2 separate regions of the Mus musculus genome follow, and region 1 is linked to region 2. A link is a loop called in an ENCODE intact Hi-C map of the cell type or tissue named here. Cell type or tissue: gastrocnemius. All regions are shown on one strand. Links, peaks and the distances in the headings refer to the core of each region. The heading gives the core; the rest is flanking DNA.

The links. Hi-C counts contacts between places; a loop is a spot of excess contacts. Peaks named below come from ENCODE experiments on the same cell type or tissue, not always from the same donor. Only the 100,000 strongest peaks of a DNase experiment are listed, where the experiment ranks them.
Region 1: a loop joins it to region 2, with 3 times the contacts of the local background. A loop is called at or near these places in 3 of 42 quality-filtered maps.

Annotation. Positions count from the first base shown.
Region 1 is chr7:137,438,062-137,449,672 of GRCm38, reverse strand. It overlaps Glrx3 (glutaredoxin 3), which reads right to left. Exons shown (of 11, transcript NM_023140.5): 2 at 4,586-4,694. Among named protein-coding and RNA genes, the nearest start is that of Glrx3, 6.3 kb to the right of the region's middle. In gastrocnemius, for the core only: a CTCF peak has its summit at 6,149 (motif pointing left); no DNase peak of the experiment used is centred there; H3K4me3 peaks cover 817 bases; H3K27ac peaks cover 2,216 bases.
Region 2 is chr7:136,888,443-136,900,053 of GRCm38, reverse strand. Mgmt (O-6-methylguanine-DNA methyltransferase) reads right to left here and starts at 5,468. Exons shown (of 5, transcript NM_008598.3): 1 at 5,367-5,468. In gastrocnemius, for the core only: no CTCF peak of the experiment used is centred there; a DNase peak (open chromatin) is centred at 5,582; H3K4me3 peaks cover 1,418 bases; H3K27ac peaks cover 1,761 bases.

The DNA.
Region 1 (11,611 bases), core at 1,319-9,318, 550 kb before region 2:
TGTATAAGTATACGTGTAGGTACCATGCCTGGTGCCTACAGGATGGCCTGGAACTGCAGTTACAGACAGTTATGAGTCACTGTGTAGGTGCTGGGAACTGAAACCAGGTCCCTAGCAAGGGTATCCAGTACTCTTAACTGCTGAGCCATGATGATTCCTACAGTAGAGCTCAATGTAACCTAATGCAATGTAAGCACTTGCCTAACGTAACTGTGAAGTCCTGAGTACAGTCCCCAACAGCACAAGGATGGTGCAGGGGTGCAAAGCACAGCACTGTAACTTTGTAACTCCTCCATGCCCTCTCTCAGCACAGCAACCACCATACCAGCGGTTCTCAACCTCCTAACCCTGCGCCCTTGAATACACTTCCTCATGTTATGCTCACATAAAATTATTTTCATTGCTACTTCGTAACTATAATTTTGCTACTATTATGAATCATAATGTAATTATCTGTGTTTACTGATGGTCTTAAGTGACACCCTGTGAAAGGGTCCTTCAACTCCCAAAGAACCCGTTTCGACCCACAGGGTGAGAAACCAATGCACCATACAATATAATAATACTGACCAGAGCAACATCATAAAACTCTCCCTAAACAGCTGACTCTGATCTCTGAGAAAGTTTATACTGACATGAAACTGTCAATGATGGGCAGTGTTAACCCTGAGAGACTGGCTTCTAGGCATGACTGTGAAGAGACTATCCCAACGGGGGATGGGGTGCCGATCCCTTGGCAAGGGATCCCGGGCTGTGTAAGAGGAGAAGTGAGCCGAGCAATAGCATGTGTTGTTCTCTTAGGAATATGACTGTAATCTGAGCCGCTGCCTCCAGTTGCTACAGCTGACTTCCCTGCTATGATGGACCTGGGATTATGAGCTAAATAAACCTTTCTCCCTTAAGTTGTTTCTGCCAGAGTATATCATCACAGCATTAGGACTGCAACTATGACACACAGCAAATGAGATATGCAGGAGGGGAGGATACATTTCCTACAAACAGGGTCTGACTTTTTTCCCACCTTTCCCTCACTGACAAAGGCGTGGAATTTCTATCTCTTTCCTACTATCTCTCACTCCCAAACATCATAATCTGAAAGATTCTACTGTATAATTGGCAAATATGTATTCCCATCAGCATGGTACACAAGTCTATTTAGTATCCAGGAGGCTGAGGCAGAAAAATCATAAATTCATCCTTCCACCTACCCAGACACATCAACATCCACAGATCAATAAAGTGTACTTCCATTTTAGGAAGAGATCTGACTATGTATTTTGAAAAGAAAAAGCACGTAATATTTTAATTAGCTATTTCACTCTATTCTAAGTAAGCCTGAATCTCTTTGTAAGGCATTTACCAGTGGAAGTAATTCGTGTGCTTCCTCACAGTGGTTAGAGATGCAAGAGCGTACAGAAAAACCCGCATTCCAGGATCTAACTGGATATGGCAGCAGCTGAGGCAGGGAAGGGCCCAGCCCATTAGAGGTGGCATCTTACAGCCACGTCACACGTTGGAGAACAAGGGTCTCAGTGGAGAGTGCAAAAGCCTTGCCTGTCAGCGTTCGGTCCTGGTAGGAACAAGCTGCACAACTCTTACCAGATGTGTGGCTGGCTTGTCTGAGCTGCTGGTATCTTAGTAATTAGAAAACTAGTTCTTGGTAGTTATAACCAATTTAAAAAACCTTACTCAAGATCATCTTCTAGGCTAGGGGTATAGCTGAGCTGGTACAGTACTGGCCTAGCCTGCAGGAAGCCCTGATTTGATTCTCAACACCATATAACTGGGGCATGATGGGACACACTACAGTCCCATCACTAGTGAGACAAAGGCAGGAGGATCAAAATCTCAAAGTCATCCATGGCTACATAGTAAGTTCCAAGCCAGCCGAGGATATATAAGGTTCTGTTTCAAGATAAGAGGAGGAGGAGGAAGAGGAAGAAAATGAAGAAGTAGTAGTAATAATAATTTACATGCAAACCAAAAATATGCATTTAAAAGAAAATCACTTATTTAAATGACTTTGTGTCTCTACTAACAAAGACTGGAACAATCACTTCATTTCACAAGTCAAAAATGCCAAACTAAGCTGGAGTGGTGGTGCACACCTTTAATTCCAGCACTCGGGAGGCAGAGGCAGGAGGATTTCTGAGTTCTAGGACAGTCTGGTCTACAGCGTGAGTTCCAGGACAACCAGGGCTATACAGAGAAACCCTGTCTCGAAAAACAAAAAAACAAAAATAAATAAATAAGTAAAAAGCCAAACTAGCCGGTCAGTGGTGGCACATGCCCAGTCCTAGCACCTGAGGGGCAGAGGCAGGTAGATCTCTATGAGTTCGAGGCCAGCCTGGTCTGCACAGTGAGTTATAGGACAGCCAAGGATACACAGAGAAACCCTCTATTGAAAGACCAAAAAAAAAAAAAAAGCCAAACTAATACACCTTTTTTAAATAATCAAATGAAAGAAACGTAGGTATAGTAGACCATTCTTGAGGTGCCAGCTACAAGAGGCTGAAGCCGAAGTCTGGCTTGAATTCAAGAGTTCAAGACTAGTGAGACTCCTAACTCAAAAAGAAAAGATATAAAAATTCTACCCCATCACTGCGTTACTCCAGAAATTTCCAGAACTCCTGCTTAACAAAAACAGTGCTGCCAACTCCTCAAACAGTCAGGCTCAGGTATCCCCGACAATCCAGCAGTAGCACACCTACAACTCTTGGCTCCCTGCTACATTTAAGCACTTGAACAACTTCAAATCTCCTGCCAAGTCTGGTACCAATGTGAGAAGCAATTCTATAGTGACTTTAAATAAGTCATTCAGATGGCAGCTGAGAACAGCGTGTTACCTAAACCAGTAACAGGATACGTATGAAAGCAGACATGGGACAATTACCATGAGCCTGGCTAATTCTATGATTGAAGTGTTTAATCATTCATTTCACTTGTAGTCATTATCTTTTATCACTGACCAAACATGCAGTTTTAATGCCCCCTTCTATTATTTATACTGGACATTTTAGGGTTACCTTCTAGGGTTACATTATGCATTTCATCAGAATTTTAAGTAAGTCCTTAAATTTTAAAAAGCTAACTATTATATTCATATTTGTGCTATCTGCATAAAGAAACACTGAGAAAATTCATACAAAATGAATACAACTGGTTACTTATAGGGACGGACAAGGGTTGGCAAAGACACGGCGTGAATCTTCTCGGTGTCCACCCTGCGATACTACTTGGCATTTTGAGCCATCAGAATACAGTACCAATTCAAAGCACACAAATTCTGTCTATGCAAATACTATCAGGGAATGTAATCACTACCATGCAAAGGATTTAGGAAACGTCAGAAATCTGACCTACAGGCAACCCAAAGCTTCACATGGTTTCTAACCTCATACATGGGTCTATCTGTCAACATGTATTTTGAACTCACAATTTTTAGTTTTAAAATGAAGGTTTTTGGGTTTTTGTTTTTGTTTTGTTTTTTGTTTTTTTGTTTTGTTTTTTTTTGGTTTTTTGAGGCAGGGTTTCTCTGTGTAGCCCTGGCTGTCCTGGAACTCACTATGTAGACCAGGCTGGCCTCGAACTCAGAAATACGCCTGCCTCTGCCTCCCGAGTGCTCGAGTGCTGGGATTAAAGGCGTGTGCCACCACGCCCGGCTTGTTTTGTTTTAAATCCTAAGGATTCAGCACTGGATAAAAGGCACAAGCCACTGACTCCAGCACTTGGGAGGCAACTGACAGACATCTTGAGGCCAACCTGTGCAGTGAGACCCTGTCTCAAAGTAAATAAATCAACTCTAAGAATTAACACTTTTGAATACAGAGAGTATCCCTCCCTTCCCAATAATTCATTATTCTCAACATATATTTCACTTTTTTCCAAACCTAAAGCAGTATGACTTCCCGAGTGACTAGAATTACATGTGCATAAAAGCAAATCCTGCTAACCTCCAGCACAGCGCTCCAATCCCTCTTAAAGCCTAGTCTCGAAACACAACAGGCAACGTAGAAACCAAGTCTTGAGTAAAGCAGGGCTCAGTGCACAGGAGAGGCGGGCAGAACTGACCCCAGCGGCCTGTTTACATGCACTTTCTAGAAGCGTTTCGCAACATACTACCTTCTCAATGTTCATCAACTGCTATCACGCCAAAATTATCCAGGGAATTATCTGGTCTGTTTGTCCTCTCAAACACTTCTGTCCTTTGCCCATTCTGTAGCGATTTTTTTAAACTATGTGAGAAATGCAACATCAAAAGATCTGTCAAAAGCCTGTGCACGCCTTTAATCCCAGCACTCGGGAGGCAGAGGCAGGTGGATTTCTGAGTTCGAGGCCAGCCTGGTCTACAAAGTGAGTTCCAGGACAGCCACGGCTATACAGAGAAACCCTGACTCGGAAAAACAAACAAACAAACAAAAATCAAACCAAAAGATCTGTCAAAATAGCTTGCTGCAAATATAACAGAATTCAACACAAAGTTCAAGTACTGGGATTTCACAGCTTCTTCCTTTACATTATAAAATCTTGTCTATCTCATAAGTCAGATATTAATAAAAGACATAAGACTGAAAATGAATAATACCTTCACAAATGAAACATGAGGGTGTTCTTTAGCTAACTCTGCCATGACATCGTTCATCTGTACACACTGTGGAGCCCATGGTGCCCAGAAATGAACCACAAGGAGTGACCTGTAAATCAAAAAACATATTTTTTATTAAAATGATCCTGGAAGCAAATACAGGTGTAGATCAAATTCTTCTACCTAGAAAACAAAGAATTCCACTGCAGTGTGCAGCATCACGGCCAGTCTTCAGACTGTCTGGATAAACAGTCAAGTCGATGGGATTTCTTAAATCAAGACTAAGCCCTAGTAAGTGCTTCTAAATGTCCATCCATATCAACTAACAGACATGTCGATTATATTTTCAGACCCATGATGAAAGTGGAGACTGAATTTCTGTACAAGCAAGCTGCTGCTGAGAAATGATTGAAGATACATTATTAATATTAATCTCACATAATATTGTGACAAAGGGACACAACTGTAACGGCAGAAGAGCAAAAAAGTCTTAACAGATAAGGCAGAGGACAGCAGGACTACGATCACTGCTCATAGATGTCTGTTGCAGTTATGTTACCAGAGAACCCTCCATGTGGGCTGACGGTGGAGTCACTAGATTCCTGGGCAATGTTAACAATCTTAATTATTTTCATACAAAACTGTTCACAAAGACCTATGTTTGAAACCACCTCTAATTTAACTGAAACTTGAATTTACAGAATTCTAATTTCAAGTAAAACCCTCCTCCAAGGTGGGGGGGAAACACATAAAAATGTGTTCTATGGAAAAAGATGCAAACTTTTCTACCTACCAGCAAGGAGTGGAATAAGAAATGATAGAGGGCTGGGGAGATCTCAGCAGGGCAGCACTTGCTGCTCTATCTATCACAAGGACCCTCGGTCAGCCCCATCACTCGTGCAGGTCACACAGTTCACAAACATCTCAACACCAGCTCCAAGGTTCTGGCCTCCTCAGGCACCCACATGCACCTGCACACATATACATGGGCACACACAAAAACACATATAAATAAAAAAACAAAACAAAAGAAAAAAAAGCACAGATGAGAAGTGGGAGCCTACCCACAAGAGACACATATGGGGTGAGGAAGGTTACAGCCAGAAGGGGCAGGAAAGGGTAACCCTCAAAGGTTGACTGCAAGTTCTGACTTAAACACTGACAGTGAGTGTCATACTAGGAGGAAAGGAAGGCTGCCGGAATATTAGGGCCAGGGCTCAAGTGCAGAGAGCCTCAGCTCTCTATAGATCTGGAAATCTAGAGACACAGAGCCAACCATGTCACAGAAGGGACAGAGGAACCTGGAGGTCCATGTTTCTGGGTCTCATCAACATCGCATCAGGCCAGATAGAGGGACAGAGGAAAGAGGGACAGCTTCAGGAGTTTAAGATCAGTTTCCCAGAAGTCAAGATAATGGCAAGGGAGAGGTTACACCACTAAAGTGGCAACAAACAGTGAACAAGGCCAACTGCCAAAGAAGCAGAAGCCTGGGGCTGCAGAGGTGGCTCAGCGGTTACGAGCCTGACTGCTCTTCCGAAGGTCCTGAGCTCCCAGCAACCACATGGTGGCTCACAACCATCCATAATGAGATCCAATGCCCTCTTCTGGGGTGTCTGAAGACAGCTACAGTGCACTTACATATAATAAATAAATAAATAAATAAATAAATAAATAAATAAATAAATAAATAAATAAATAAATAAATAAATGAGGAGCAGCAGCAGCAGGAGGAGCCCACAGCTGCACAGGGAGCTGACTAGAAGTGGCCACCACAGAAATCAACCTCAAGAGATCTGGACTACACAGAAGAATCCAAGAGCACCGCGTCCAGCTTAACTCCGGTGCAAGAAATCAACTTGTATCGTGCAGGAACAATGCCAGTGCAGACAGGGTTGAAAATCTGAGGCAGCTGTAGGTGCAAGGTTTCCAAGAAGTTAGGAAAGGGGAAAGGCAGCCAGAGCAAAGAGAACAGTGCCTTCCAGTCCAGAGCCAAAGAATTAAGAGCAGATTAAATGACATGTACAAAGTAGGGGTGGGGAGGGCTGAGAAAGAAGGTCCCTGAGAGCCTGGGTTTGCTCAAGTATAAAGCTAGATGACACACTGAAACAGAAATGGAGGCCCAGTGTGGAGCTACATGCGTGGAACCCCAGCTGGGTGGAAGAACGAGCAGTTCTAAGCCAGACTGGGTCCAGTCAGTTCAAGACCATCCTGAGTCAGTAGGACCACCTCAAAAATGGTAGGGCTGGGGTCATGGAAGGGAGGCAGACAGCTATGAAAGGCAGAGACTAACTAGTTAGAAACGATAAGAGAAAGCCATTTGAGAGACTACAAAAGGCAAACAGGAGGATCCACCTACGGCAAGAAAGGTCACATCGTACTTACAATCTGTACCAGACAGACCTGTATCTGGCAGATCTTTGAAGAATACTTGGGCCTCAGCTGATAGCAACTGCTCTGCCAAGCAATGCTGCCTCTCAGTCACCCATTCAGCTAGACAACATTTCTCAGGCTCCTTAAAGTTGTCTGGGAACCGTGAACAGAGTTACAGCCTACAGAATACTGAAACCCTCCCTCATAAGCCTGTGCAGGATCTGACCACACCCCCCAGGCCAGCAGAGCATCCAAGAGAGGTCCCAAGGCCAGCAGAGCATCCAAGAGAGCATCCAAGGACCTCTTCCCAAGAAGAAAAGCAAATTAACAAGACCTTGTCAGGGAACACCCAAGCAGTCTATAATTTACCCAAATGCCCACAGATAGAACAAAGCACCCTACACTCCAAAAATGAAACACAAGTCAACTATTGAGGGGAGAGGGTGCTGGTCAGTGGTGGCAGACTTGGGAGGCAGAAGCAGGACAGCCAAGGCTACACAGAGTAACCCTGTCTCAAAAATAACAAACAACAACAAAACCAGCTTTTCTATTTTTTTTCAATTTTTTATTAGATATTTTCTTCATTTACATTTCAAATGCTATCCCGAAAGTCCCCTATACCCACCCCCAAGCAGCTTTTCTAGAGATACACACAACCACACAGTCAGGTCTGGAAAACAAGCCAAGCCAAAGTTGCTAGATTAAAGGAATCTCATAGGGAAAGGGGGAATACCATGATAGCCAAGACAGTTTATAGTGTTGAGGGTAGCTAGCAGCAGCACAAGAGGGAAGACTTGGCTGCCCTCATGCAGTACAGTTTTCATTCTGACATGATTAAATCAAGATACTCAATTTTTAAAAAGGTGTTTTTAGCTTGAGAACATGTCTAGCATTGAATCACTGAACAAACCCACACACCTGTACTCCGTGAGCATGACAGCCTATGAACAAATACAACTTAATACAGTTGTTTAGAGAACGTGACAGAAATTGAACAGAATGGCCTGTAATAAACTGCTTGAAAAATTAAGATTCCAAAGACTGAAACTGGCATCACTGCATTCATGACTCAAACAGCAAAAGGTCTTTTGGTGACTATAGCTCCTGCCAAGGTGAAAATCACTACTATTCACTGCAGGAGCAAAGGAGCCTAAGGAAGGAAGGGAGGACAGAAACTGCAATGTATACATATCCAAGAACAAGGCAAGCCCCGCTGACAGATGAGCGGTCTGAGGGGCTCCAGGAGTTCAAGAGCCTGCTTCCAAGACAAGTAAACCCACTAGGCTCTGCTGCTGCACACGAGGCGGGTACTCTTTTCAAAAGTCAGGATTTCTAAAAGGAAGTGGAAGAAGCGCCTTCTTACCCTGCGGTAGAGATTAGAAACAAGACCTCCCACGACGTCCACACCCACAGGTATTTACTCTAAGAATTAAAATACAAAGATTTAGGAAGATGGGTATCTTCCTAATACTACAGAAAACACCCAAAAAAATCCCAAAACAACTCATGTCACAACAGCTTTCAAACAACCAAAACAAAGTACTTTTAAAATATTAAAAGTAATTCTAAATATTTAAAGTACCTTAGAAATTTGCAAAGAAGTTTTTTGGTTTTTTTTTTTTTGGTTTTTCGAGACAGGGTTTCTCTGTGTAGCCCTGGCTGTCCTGGCACTCACTTTGTAGACCAGGCTGGCCTCGAACTCAGAAATCCGCCTGCCTCTGCCTCCCGAGTGCTGGGATTAAAGGCATGCGCCACCACGCCTGGCTTGCAAAGAAGTTTTAATGGCATAAGTAAATGCTGACAATATTGGCTTGCTTTTAAAAATTACAGTCGGTGGATAGAGATATAACTCATGGCAGAGTCTGGTATGCCTCAGGCCCTGGGCTTAATTCCAGCAGAGTTAAAAATAATAATAATAATTAAATTAAAACAAGAGACCAGGCTTTGTTCCCAGTATGAGCCCAAGTGTGAAAAACAAAAGAGGAGAGCGAGGTGTGCTGATGCCTGCCTCTAACCACAGCACTCACAAGTACAGGCAGAGGATCAGGAGCTCAAGGGCTTCCTCAGCTACATCTAGGGTTCCAGGCCAGCCTCCATTATGAGTCCTGGCTTCAAAAAGAAGGGCAGGAGGAAGAAGAAAGTATGCACACAGAGCTGAGTTTTGCTCCAATGGCACTAACATGGCTTTGAATGCTTTGAACACCCACAACTATAAAGAGTCCTGGGTTGGTAGAAGATCAGACAAGAAAGTGCTTTGATAACACCACTGCATGTGTTTAATGCGAATGATTATTTACTGCCCAAGATATTCTTATGTTTACATGCCTAGCTCTTATTTTCCACTTAAGCATGGAATGCCAACTGCACATATAACAGGGATGTCACCCTCTTGTGTACTGTATGGAACCAGTCTCTGCCTCATAACAGACAGGCCAATATGTCCAATGCATTGTTCTAGGACAACGTTTACAGAAAGATGGAGTTGAAATACTCATTAACATGGCTCCCTTACACCCTGCACTGGTGCTCAAACCTAGAGCTTTGAACACACACCCCACCACTGAGCTACACTACACCCCAGAATATCTCAATATTTTAGCAGACATAATGAGTCTCATTTCTCCATCAATGGAACCATTAGAGCCAATAATCATTTGCTGTTCTACTGTAGTGCTCCATACTCCAGTTATTCACTTGCAAATTATACTACCAATGCTAAGCGCTACCATACTCTAGACTCTGTGTGTGTGTGTGTGTGTGTGTGTGTGTGTGTGGGTGTATGTGTGTGTTTATGAATAAAGTGGTTTATGAATGGGCACAAACTCTGGTACCCATTTCCCACCCCCACTATATAGACAGAAACTGAGATTTCAGTAACTTACATAAACATAAAACTTACATAGACATAAGAACTTTCATATATAAAAATATATATAGAAAAAGTTACAAGTACGTAAATACGTTAGAATTTTAATATAAAAAGAAAATTTTGGGGCTGGACAGATGGCTCAATGATTAAGAGCACACTAAGTGCTCTTACAGAAGACTAGGGAGTTCCATTCCTAGCACCTACACAGGGGCCACAACAATCTGTAACTGCAATCCCAGGGGAGCCAACGCCCTCTTCTAGCCTCTGAGGGCACTGCATGCTTGTGGTGGACAGCTGCTTGCAGGCGATACAGCAATACACATAAAATGATGAAAAAATAATAATAAAACAAAAAAGTAGACTTCAACCCACACCAACCCTGAAAAGCCTTGACATGGAAATGGCTGCACCCACAAGTGCTATTTAGTATTCTTTTTTTTTTTTTAAAGATTTATTTATTTATTATAAATACACTGTACACTGTAGCTGTCTTCAGACACTCCAGAAGAGGGCATCAGGTCTCATTATGGGTGGTTGTGAGCCACCATGTGGTTGCTGGGATTTGAACTTCGGACCTTTGGAAGAGCAGTCGGGTGCTCTTACCCACTGAGCCATCTCGCCAGCCCGTATTTAGTATTCTTGATGGCTTCCTATCCTTCCCCAGGTGTCACTCCCCAGGTGTCACACAGCATTTCCCATGACCCATTCTGAACAGTCACTGCAGACGGGAACACTGTCTCCCGAGTCATCTCAGGCAGACACCAGTGACAAGAATACATGCAGATGGGTTTGCGGTTTGTTGCTGTTCTTGTCTTGCCCCCCACCCCCCTTGAGAGGAAAGAAATGTTTGTTTCCTGATTTTTTACAATAGGGTCTCCTTATATACCTCTGGCTAGCCTGAAACTCACTATGAAGATCAAACTGACCTTGAACTTGCAGAATAAATGGCATGCTAACTTTTACCCACTAAGGCCTGTTTAACACATGAAACATAAAGACAAACTAAGCATGTGAAACACACACACATAAAAGAATCTTCTCAGACGATTTAAGTTCAAGCTTTTCAGGACATGTCCACACAAGCCCTCATCACTTCAGGAGGCCATCTCTGACGTCCTCCGAAACGCCTGGTAAACGACCTGGCTGGATCCATCAGAAGTCAGCTTCTACTTAATGTTACTCTCATTCTCCCTTTTTCTTTTCTTTGGGGGGAAAAAAATTTAAAATCAAGTAAACCTGAAATGCGAAAGGGTTGGAAAGGACTGGTTTTGTTGTTGATGAAGATGAGTTGTTGTTTTCGGTGCTAGAAGTTGAACTCAGGGTTTCTTGTGTATTAAGCACTAGCTACACTGCCAGCCTCTGAATGAGCTATTGTAATTCTCCTCCATACTGTATGGAGTAGCAGATGTCAGCCAGTCAATCTGCCACCTGCCCACTCTGCTCAGTGAGGATACCAAGGCCCCCACATTAGTGGAGAGAGCTTCCGGTACGCCAACCACAAAACAGAGCTTTAACAGAACCGGTCCATTCACCCGGGAGGAAGCCGAAGGGGAGGTTAGGAAACTTGCCCCAGGATTACAAGCACATAAGGGGCTAAGGAGAGGTTGGGGATCCCCGGCAGTGGGCCCTGAAACCCCTCCCTCACCACTCTGCATGCAGATCAAGGCAGGGCAGCATCCTAGAGCGCCGAGGTCCTGGTTTCCCACGCATCCCCAGGGCTGGCCTCAGGAAGGCTTGGCCAAAGGCGAGGCGCGCGCACCCGGCCGCCGCAGACCCTCCCTTAGCCG
Region 2 (11,611 bases), core at 2,525-10,524:
TAAGAGCCTGGCATGGCTATCCCCTGAGAGGCCCTACCAGAAGTTGACTGAGAACATCTGTGACCCTGAAGCATCATGACCAAGAAGCAAGTTGGGGAGGACAGGGTTTATTCAGCTTACACTTCCACATTGCTGTTCATCACCAAAGGAAGTCAGGACTGGAACTCAAGCAGGTCAGGAAGCAGGAGCTGATGCAGAGGCCATGGAGGGATGTTCCTTACTGGCTTGCTTCCACTGGCTTGCTCAGCCTGCTCTCTTATAGAATCCAAGACTACCAGCCCAGGGATGGTCCCACCCACAAGGGGCCTTTCCCCCTTGATCACTAATTGAGAAAATGCCTTACAGCTGGATCTCATGGAGGCACTTCCCTAACTGAAGCTCCTTTCTCTGTGATAACTCCAGCCTGTGTCAAGTTGGCTCATAAAACCTGCCAGAACACCCACCTTGGGGACCAGGGCTCTCATAAATTCTGATACCAACAGAGTTCAGACCACCTTTGGGTCAGCCTATGAACACTCACTCACTCATGGAGAGCAAAGTTGCCACATTCAACCTTGCTGGGGGCCATGTTGGGAGGATCTGACCATATATACCAACAGCAGACCAACCTGAAGGTGATACTCCTGGCTCCCCACCATTTGTCTGGGTTATAATTCAGCTCAGTTCACAGATGAGAAATAACTGTATGTTCTCTACTCCATCTCTCTATCTAACTAGCACCCCCATGTCTAAAGCCCCAGCTCCAACTTCGTTCCAGAGCCATTCTCTCTCCTCACCCACTAGGGTACAGAAATCAGTGTTGGGATCACCCAATCTGTCAATAGGCTAAGAGTGCTCTGAACTACTATCCATACGACTCAATTTGTCAGTAAAAACTGCCACCAGCGCTGTGCTTGCAGAAAAATGTCCATAAATGCATTATTGCAACTGGCAGATCGATGTCTATAATAAAAACAAATAGATTTAACAAGTGCCTGCTTTTACGAGCCATGCCATTGGTGGACTGTGCATTCCGTGTCACCCTCAGACTTCTGGGAATGGGCCCCAGAGCTGAGCTGGATGTGGGGCTGACTTCACAAGTGTTATGGGTAGAAAATTATTCTAACAAGAAAATTTTAGCAGCGGAGTGGACACAGCAGGCACTTATCGCTCTCTCGCTGTTCCTTTTGTGGTTGTACGTGAGGACAAATAAAAGCCGTAAGATGTTTCCTATGGAATTTGTTTAACTGGTCCGACTTGTACGTTGAAGACCAAAATGAGTTTACTCCAGCTGGGAGTGCAGAAAACAAGTTTCAGCCATCAACAAGAGTGTCACCACTGGGCTGTGGTCCCTGGAGAGAGCCTGTCTATTTGGTTGCTTTGCTGGGGCAGACTCTGGTGCAAGGTCTAGGAGGCTGGCCTAACCCAGGGATGCCTGGTATCATGGTAGACCCAGCCCATGGACCCCTCCACCTGGAAACTAAATCTGTCAAGGCACTGTTTCCTTCAAGGTCACAGAAGGTCACCAGAGGATTTAGCCCCCTTCTTAAGGCAAATCATTTGAACAGCTACAGAAAGGAGTAAGTCCCTCACTATGTCCCACACATTCATTATGTGGTTTTTTTCCCCAAACCACATAGCCCTCCTCAATGTGCCTTTTATTACTACCAATATTTAAGTCAGAGAGCTTGACTGTTGCCACTGGCTAATGGCTGAACAAGGACACACACCACACCACACTCAGGCTGCAATGCTGAGCCTCCAACTTTTATCTATCCATGTCCAGCACAGGCCTCCACAGCAAACAGAACAAGAAAATCCATCCTGTCAACCTTGGCAGAGCCTCCTGCCGGCAAGGCTCTGACCTACTCCCTCCTAGACAAATCCTGTCGCTTCCACTTCAGACCCAGAAGTGGTGTAGGCCAGTCTGTTTATCAGTGTCTGTGGGCAGGCTGACAGGCCACTCTGCTCAGATGAATGCTGGTCTATAGGCGTCTGGTGTGAACCTTCAGGTTTTAGTTAAACAAGAGCCTACAGTCAGACATCAACGCCTTCAGTAAGAACTTGGGCAAGGCCAGCCACACACCAAAACATGGCCAGGCAGACCTGTGGTCGCAGCCAAGCCAGGGTCCTCCAGGGTCTGAGATATTCATGTGTGGCATGTACCCAAAGGCCTGGAGGAAAGTGGATATACAGAAGGCACTTTATACCAGGGTGGGACATTGGCAGGGTCACAATGACATGTGAAGAGACAGGACTGTCCCCAACTTTCATGAAACACCCATTTTTTTGTTTTACTTTCCCATGGTATAAAGCATTATGGTCTCAGTAGACACCGAGTGTGTGTGTTGAACTTTGACCTCTTTCAGGGCTAATGGTTTGTGATCCTTCCAGCCAAGAGAAGCCACAGACATAAGTAGATTAGACATAAGTAGGTCCATTCAAACTGTGCCTCACTGGCCACATGTGGCTCAGGACAACTACAAATGTGGCCCAACAAAAGATTACAAACTTATTAAAGTATTATGAGATTTTTTTTTTTGGTAACTCAACTGTATGATTTTCAAGTGTGAACTTTATAGCTGAAAATGTAATGCGTGTCAAATCGTTGGGTGGGATTCGAGTCTGGAGCATGGTTTACTACGCTCAGAGAGCTTTTTTTTTTTTTTTTAACTTACAGTGTTTTCAGCTTACTCAGGGGTAAGGGGTGGTCATATCTCAAGTACAGGAGCACGTGAGTGGGCCTTTGATAAGGAGAAAATGGAATCCACACAACAGTTATGCTTTCGTCACTTCCTATCAAAACCAACATCTAAGAAAGGCACAGACTAGGAGAGGGTCTTAATGGTCTGACCCTTGGATCCTAAGCATTTGTGCTCCTTAAAATAAGAACAGTTATGATCACTTAAGTGCCTTGTTTGGTCGCCTGGCTGGTTGTGTTTTGAAGACAGAGTTTCAAGGAGTGACTACACAACCTTTCCTGACAATCCTCTTGATTCAGCCTCTCAAGTGCTGGGATTACAAGCTTGAGCCGCCACAGTTTGCATCTAACAAAAAATATATATACATATACGTATATGTATATATATAGTCAACTTGACACATGCTCAAAAAATATATATTATATATATAATATATATTATATGGTAATATATAATGTATATAATATATATTATATAGTAATATATATAATATATGTACATATATAGTCAACTTGACACACGCTCAAAAATATATGTATATATAATATATACAATATGTATATATATTATATATATTATATATAATATATATGTGTATATATAGTCAACTTGACACACGCTCAAAAAATATATATACATATATGTATATGTATTATATATATAGTCAACTTGACACACGCTCAGGTCACCTAGAAAGAGGGAACTTCAACTAAGAAAACGCCTCCATCAGACTGGCCTGAGAGCAAATCTCTGCTGTATTTTCTTCACTTATGACTGCTGTGGACAGGCCCAGCTCACTATGGGTGCCTGGGCACACAGTCCGGGGGTGTGTAAGAAATCAGGCTGAGTAAGATATGTATATATATATAGTCAACTTGACACATGCTCAAAAATATATGTATATATAATATATACAATGTGTATATATAATATATATAATATATTATATATAATATATATGTGTATATATAGTCAACTTGACACACGCTCAAAAAATATATATACATATATGTATATGTATATATATAGTCAACTTGACACACGCTCAGGTCACCTAGGAAGAGGGAACTTCAACTAAGAAAACGCCTCCATCAGACTGGCCTGAGAGCAAATCTCTGCTGTATTTTCTTCACTTATGACTGCTGTGGACAGACCCAGCTCACTATGGGTGCCTGGGCACACAGTCCGGGGGTGTGTAAGAAATCAGGCTGAGTAAGTCACGAGGAGCAAGCCAATAAACAGCATTCCTCCATAGTCTTTGCTTCAGTCCCTGCCTCCAGGTTCCTTCCCTTCTTGACTTCCGGCCCTGCCTTCCCGTCATGGGGAACCGTTATCAGGATATGTAAACCAAATAAGCCCTCCCCTCCCCAAGACTCCTTAGTCATGGTGTTCTGAGGAAGCCATAGAAAACTAAGCCAAGGACACTCCGCACACTGGCAGGCCCAGTGAGGGAGTAGAGACAGGCTCAGATGGGGCCCACTGATCTAGAACAGGACCCAAAGATCGGTGCCTTTTGCTCTCCACAGAAAGAAGTTGCTGTACAAGACACAGCCACCTTACCACAACACCTGAGACTCTGCTTCTTAAACCATGGTAACAGCAGAAACTTCTTCAAAGACATACCACATATTAGTCAAACTCTTATTATGACAGATTTTTCCCTCTAATTGAAAAAAAAATTACTCCCATAGATCCTTGTGGCCTGGCTCCTCTAGACCTCAGACAGTACCAAACTATGTCAATACCCAGAGTGGCCCAGAGTGGGTGGAGCCTCAGGCAGGGCATTTGTGCAGACCATTCTGTCCAGCCACTCTCAGGCTCTAGGTCCTGTCAAATGCTCAGATGACATGCCTAAGCTTACAGGACACTGACCACAGGCCAGGCTTCTCACATCCCCCACACCCAGCACCCTACGACAAGTGCTGCAGATACTGAGAGACACATGAAGTTAAAATCATCTGGGATCACCTGTCAGGGAAGTGAAATGAAGAGCAGGTCTGTCTACAGAGACTCTGCAGGTTGTAGAATACCCTTTCCACAAGCTCCTGTCTGTGTCTGAGGAGGGTCCAGCCAAACGTGTGCACGCACACGTACACTCAAACCTTACTTCTCTGAACTCACAATCAGGGTCTGGATGAGGCAGCTCAGAATAAAATGTACAGAACAAAAACCTAGACCCACTGGGCGCGGAGCGAATGTACTGTTTGTTTACTCTCTGAGGTTTTAACCAGGTGTGCCTAGCACCAGCCATGATGTTGCAGGACCCCGGGGCCTGGTTATTTTCTCCTACTCTCAAGAAAGAAGGAGCTATGAGAAGTATGGGCCTACTACAAGCAGATCTGAGCTACAAGCTGAGGAGCTTCTGGAAGCTTCCTGAAAGAAAGGTGAAGCGGGATCCCCACCCCCTGGTCACCAGTGAAGGGAAAGAGTATGGCCAGGGGACCTGCATGGATCCAGCAGAGACTTGAGAAGTGTTGGGCATCTGGAGGTGTGGCAGGAGACATGCCCAGTCACCAGGCAGACTTGCCCACGAACCCCGGGGCCAAGGGAAGTAGGGCAGCCTGTACAGAAGGGGCTGAGGTCCTAGAGAAAGGAAGGAGTCCTTAGGACAACTCAGAGCCACGACTGTCTCCCTGGACTTCGGCTCTCTCCAGAGAGGGCCCCACACAGTGCCCCAAAACTCACCAGCTTGCAAACTGCAGACAGCAACGGGGAACGGTACACAAGTTTTAGGTGCCTGAGCACCAAGATCTGGCACTGAGAAATACGGGCCGCAGGCGCGTGCACGGGGTGGGGGCGGGGCCTAGCACGGGGCAGGGCCTGGTGGGCGGGGGCGGAGTCAGGGTGCAGTTGATTACTGAGCTGTGGGCTTGTAGTCCGAGGGTGTAAAGCGGGCCTGGTACGCGGGGCGTGGCTCTGGGAGCTGCCGGAAAAGGGGCGGGGAGTGTAAGCACGCCCAGTGTGTGACGCAAGGGTGCCGCTCTGTGCTTCCTCCCTGGGTGCGTGTTCCTAGAGCAGGCCTCTTCTTCCAGACCTGAAACTGGTTCTTTGCCCATCCTAGACATCAGGCCGCATCATCCCACCGGAGCTGAGCTGCACCTTCTCACCTCGACCTCACCACCCCAAGTCCCAGTTTACCCGCTGAGACATAGTCACTATTTGCCAACAGCGCGCACCCAAAGGGTGGTGGAAGAGTTAAGCCCACTAGGAATCCAGTCACTGCCCAGCTGGGCCAGGGCTTTCTTTCAGGATCTTCTTGGCACTTGGAATTGGAATGGCTCAGTAGTGGTTCAGCTAGTGTGAGTATCCAGCATCTGGTGTGAGATGACAGGATTTAAATGTTGTCCACCAAGAAAGCCTTGTTGGAATTCTCCCTCTGTACCTCATAATGGCCTTATTTGGAAAAACACGGAGGTGACACTTGAAGATGATGTCACTAGTTAGGAGAGTCCTAATCTGATATTACTGCTGTCCCTGTGAACAGAAAACTAGAAGCCAGATACACCTGTGTACCAGATGCTGTGCAGGAGGTGAGAACTACCAGCCTCCTGGACTATAAACAAATTTTCATTCTTTCAAGCCACCCACTTTGTGGTACTTGATTGGCGCCCCATGGTATCTGACTTGATTGACATAAAATCCTTAGGGAATGTTATCGTCCTAAAGCTTCAGAGAGACGTGTTGTTAACTTCAGGGTCCCATCCCAGGTGCACATATGCTAAGAACCATGCTGTGGTTTTGTTTGTTGAGACCTTCATCTTCCCAGTGTGCAGCTCTCCTGCCTGGATTTGGTCCTTACTAGTACCCTGGTTCAGTGACCTGGAGGAGCCAACATTTTACCTACCACCTTTAGAAGCGTTGCTCAAAGGTTTGTTGTATGAGGAGCCCCAGTGACTCACAGAGGCCACCATTCACCCTTTGAAGCCGCCCCTCCTCACCTCCACTGTCACCTCCTCCAGACATGCTAAGAATAACTGCTGATAGAAGATAAACGAGACTCCTAGATACATGGGATGATCAAATCAAGTCTCAGAGTCCTTCTGTGTCGTCTACGCTCAACAACTTGCTTGGATTTGTAATTACCTCAGAGACACACCTCTGGGCATTGGAGCTCCCCTCCCCCAATATGGGTGGTGTCATCTCTAAGAACTGAGATCCCAAACTGAATGAGAAGGGAACAAAGGAGAAGATAAAGAGAGCACCAGCACAACTCTCTCTGCATCCTGAGCAGCTAATTCTGCTGTCATGCTGTCCCTTCAATGATGCTCAGCCTTTCTCTGAACGAGAGCGCCCCTCTCCAGCCCTTGATTTCTTTCAGGTATTTGGTTATAGTAATGAAGTGAGTAACTAGTCCACCTCCCCAGCGCTGTGCTCAGACAGAGAGGGGTATTCTTGCCCAGGGACAAGAGACATGAAAGTTTACCCTGGGTCCTGCTCTTGCTTCTTGGTTATCTTGGGTCCTCCGGTTTATCACTCGTACAGTAATTTCATAAGAATCTGTGCTGTGCACTTGTAGACCATACGTGCATATTGCACAGGCTCCTGGGATAGCAACAGACTATTGAGTAAGGATACTATTTGCCAGGCCCCATATAGCATGATGCTACCAAGGCCCAATTAGAACTGGGATCCTAATGGAACTGAAAATGAGAAAGACCAAGATTAAATCAGAGTTCCTGTTGAGACCCCAAACAAGTACACTCTGGAGCCGATGCAATTAATATCAGAATCGTAGCTTGTTAAACTATCTGGGTGGCAGAACTGGAGAGATGGCTCAGAAGTTAAAAACACTGGCTAAGGCAAGACTACCAACCCAGATACAAAACTTTCAACCTACAAAATTTTTCCTGACTACCGTAAGCAAAGGTAGAGGAGAGAGAGACAGAGACAGAGACAGTCAGAAAGAGACAGAGAGAGAGAGATAAATGTGTAAAGTGCCATGAGAGTGAGCTTACCCCTGTCATTGCCTGGAGGGCCAGGAATCAGAAACCCAGGAAAGAGCCAGACAAGTCTGGAAATAGAAGGAGAAGAAGAAAAGGAAAGGGAAGGGAAAGGGAAAGGAGAGAGAGAGAGAGAGAGAGAGAGAGAGAGAGAGAGAGAGAGAGAGAGAGAGAGAGAGAGAAGATATCAATGGAATGATCCCTAATGATATTCTGCTACACTTATAGATAGGAATCCAGCACACCCATCATCAGAGAGGCTTCATCACCTGATGGAAACAAGATACAGAGAGCCACAATCAAACATCAGGCAGAGCTCAAGGATTCCTGCAGAAGAAGAGGAGGGGTTATAAGAACTAGATGGGGTCAAGGACACCAAAGAGAACCCACAGAACCAACTAACCTAGGCCCACAGAGGCTCACAGACACTGAAATGACAACCAGGGAGCTTGCATGAGTCTGACCAAGGCCGTCCACACATATGTTATGGTTGTGTACCTTGGCCTTCTTGTGGGACTCAGTGGGAATGGGGTGGGGGGCTGCCTCTGAGTAGTTTGCCTGATTTTGTGACTCTTTTCCTCCTACCCTTTGCTTCTTCCAGTCTTAATGTGAGAGGAGGTGCCTAGTCTTACTCTAACTTGATAGGCCATGTTTGGTTTCTGCCCATTAAAGACCTACCCTTTTCTGAAGAGAAATGGCGGAGTGACTGGGGAGAAGGAATTGAGAGGAGAGGAGGAAGGGAAACTACATTCACGACGTAATCCCTGAGAGTGGAGTAAAGACTTAATATTAAGACGAAACTATTCTCTACAACTGATGTGCAAAGATGATCCAATCTTAAGAAAGTAATAGATTGGTATCCTTTTAGAATCAAAATCTATATGTCTTAAATTAAAGTCCTACAAGAAAGCATTGTTTGAAATTTTTCATAAAAAGAGCAACAGTAGATACAATTTCCTAAACACATGAAACTCAAGAAAAATGAAGACTGAAGTGTGGACACTATGCCCCTCCTTAGAAGTGGGAACAAAACACCCTTGGAAGGAGTTACAGAGACAAAGTTTGGAGCTGAGATGAAAGGATGGACCATGTAGAGACTGCCATATCCAGGGATCCACCCCATAATCAGCATCCAAACGCTGACACCATTGCATACACTAGCAAGATTTTATCGAAAGGACCCAGATGTAGCTGTCTTCTTGTGAGACTATGCCGGGGCCTAGCAAACACAGAAGTGGATGCTCACAGTCAGCTAATGGATGGATCACAGGGTTCCCAATGGAGGAGCTAGAGAAAGTACCCAAGGAGCTAAAGGGATCTGCAACCCTATAGGTGGAACAACATTATGAACTAACCAGTACCCCGGAGCTCTTGACTCTAGCTGCTTATGTATCAAAAGATGGCCTAGTCGGCCATCACTGGAAAGAGAGGCCCATTGGACATGCAAACTTTATATGCCCCAGTACAGGGGAACGCCAGGGCCAAAAAGGGGGAGTGGGTGGGTAGGGGAGTGGGGGTGAGTGGGTATGGGGGACTTTTGGTATAGCATTGGAAATGTAAATGAGCTAAATACCTAATAAAAAATGGAAAAAATAAAGATAAAATAAATGACTATTTCTTCTTTTTTATAAAAAAAAAAAAAGAGCAACAGTAAACAGCATAAACAGAAAGAAAAAAGCCCAGCGGCTACTCTGCCAGAGGACCCGGGTTCAATTCCCAGCACCTACATGACAGCTCACAACTACTATAACTCCAGTCCCAGGGGATCCAATGGCTTCTTCTGGTTCTTCTGGCTTCCACAGGCACCAGGCACACAAATATATATATATATATGCATATATATACACACATATACATATATATATACACACATATACATATATATATACACACATATACATATATATATATACACATATACATACACACACACACACATATATATATACACACAAAACACTCATAAATATAAGTGTGGCCTGTCAAACTTTTCACTGCTGTAACAAGTGTCTCAGAGAAACAAAGGGAGGAGCTACTGTTTCTGTCCACTGTAGACTGGCCTTGTTGTTTCCAGGCTGTGGTAAGCTTAGAAGATGTGATAGGGTAAGAACCAACAGCTTACCTCAGTTTGGACAGGAAGGGAAGGCATAGGACAAGAGACATCTTTCCAGGGTACACTCCCTGTGAACCTACCTCACATATCCAAGCCTGTCCCCTTACAAGCTCTTACCGCCTCTTTTGATGCCATCAAATCATGAATCTAAGGCAGGAGTGATGGCTCAATGGTAAAGGTGCTTGCCTCTAGACATCAAAACCCAAGTCCAGTTTCCAGGACCAATACAGACGAGATAGAAAGCCAACTCTCTTGTAGATAGTCCTCTGACCTCCACACATGTGGAGTCATATGTATACACACACACACACAACAAATAATTAAATGAAAAATATGAGTCTATCAAGAGATTACTTCACTGATTAGGTCAGAGCCCTCAGAATCCAATCACTTCTCAAAGGCCCATCAGCTGACAATCAACACCTAGTGAGTAAGTCTGTGGGGACATTTCCGATTTCAAAACATATCTGAGAGTTATTAGGGTTGGGGAGGAAGATGGAAATGAGGCTGGTCCTGACATCTGAATCTCTACCCTTCCTAATTTGGCATGGAAAAGTCTCTATGAAGGCCAGTGCCACCAAAGTCGATTATATGGGGTTGAAAAGGGTGAGCAGGGCAAACTGAGAACAGTGCTGTCGCTCAGAGCAGGTCTAAGACCATGCAGTAACTCTTCTTGCTGGGAAGGAGGTAAGGACTGTTCAGGATCAGGAACTGAGAGGCAGGTGGAAGAAGGCACATTTCTCTGACCAAGGACTAAGCCTACAGAAGTAAAGAATTCCAAAATAACTTTGTGGGTTCTTCCATGAAGAAACTAAATCCCAGTCTCCATGTCCTGGCTGCAGCAAGTACCCTTTTCCTTTCTGAAATCATTAAAACAAAACAAGCACACAAACAAACAGAAACAATCTATTCCCAAACCAAGAGCCTGTGGGCTTCTTTCTTGTATGCTTTTACTGAGCCAGGTGTCCTCAACTGCCCTTCCTATCACTAAAGGAACATCGATTGCTTTAGATGGGGTGGTAGCCTTGTAGGGGGGAACAGGGAGAAAAACTAAGCTAAATCAGGAAGTCTGGGAGCAGGTTTCCTACCCAGATTCTCACAGAGCCACCCCTGACTTCTTCATAGGATGCATTAGCCTGAACAAATGAAACTCCTGTGGGGTTTCCCATCTTTGAAATAACAGATATTCTCTTGCTGTCCTCCGGGCCCATATCCCCATGAGTGAGTTAGTTAGTTTGTCTGTCTGTTTGTTTATTTGTTTGTTTTACAGAAGATTTGAGAAAACCATAAGAAGTTGTGTTCAAGTGTAACTTCACCGAGTTCTTCAAGGGACTCCCTGGGTTTTCTTTAACATCAGCCAGCTTTCCTGTGGGCACTGGGAACCGTGTCAATTTGCATAGCTCTTCTAAGCATCCAAATGGATACCTTTCAGGTTAAGCAAATGAACTTGACACGGTGGGTGATTGCTTCTAATGATTTGTAACCCACGAAATTTGTTTAATAAGCCTCTCTTCCCAAGCTATTCTGTGACATTAGAGACCATTTACAACAAAGCTGTCTTCAGTAGTCAAACTTAATCCTGACTACCCTGCCTTTGGGAAATGAAGGGATTTTATAACGATCACATAAAACCTTATGTGATTTGAAAGCCCCGAACTCTGGACAAGCGTGCAGTGGTCGTGTAAAGAGAAACACGCCAAGAGCTCCGCACTTGAAGTGTTTTACATCCAGACCGCTTTAAAAGCACCTCCAGTGGTGAGCTCTCGATTAACACAATCGATTTTCTCCTCGGTGTTCTTGGAGTCTGAGCGTCTAGCCTGGGTGAAGCCTGGAGCCCAGAGATACTAGGCTGGGGAGAAGCCTGAAATGGAGACAGC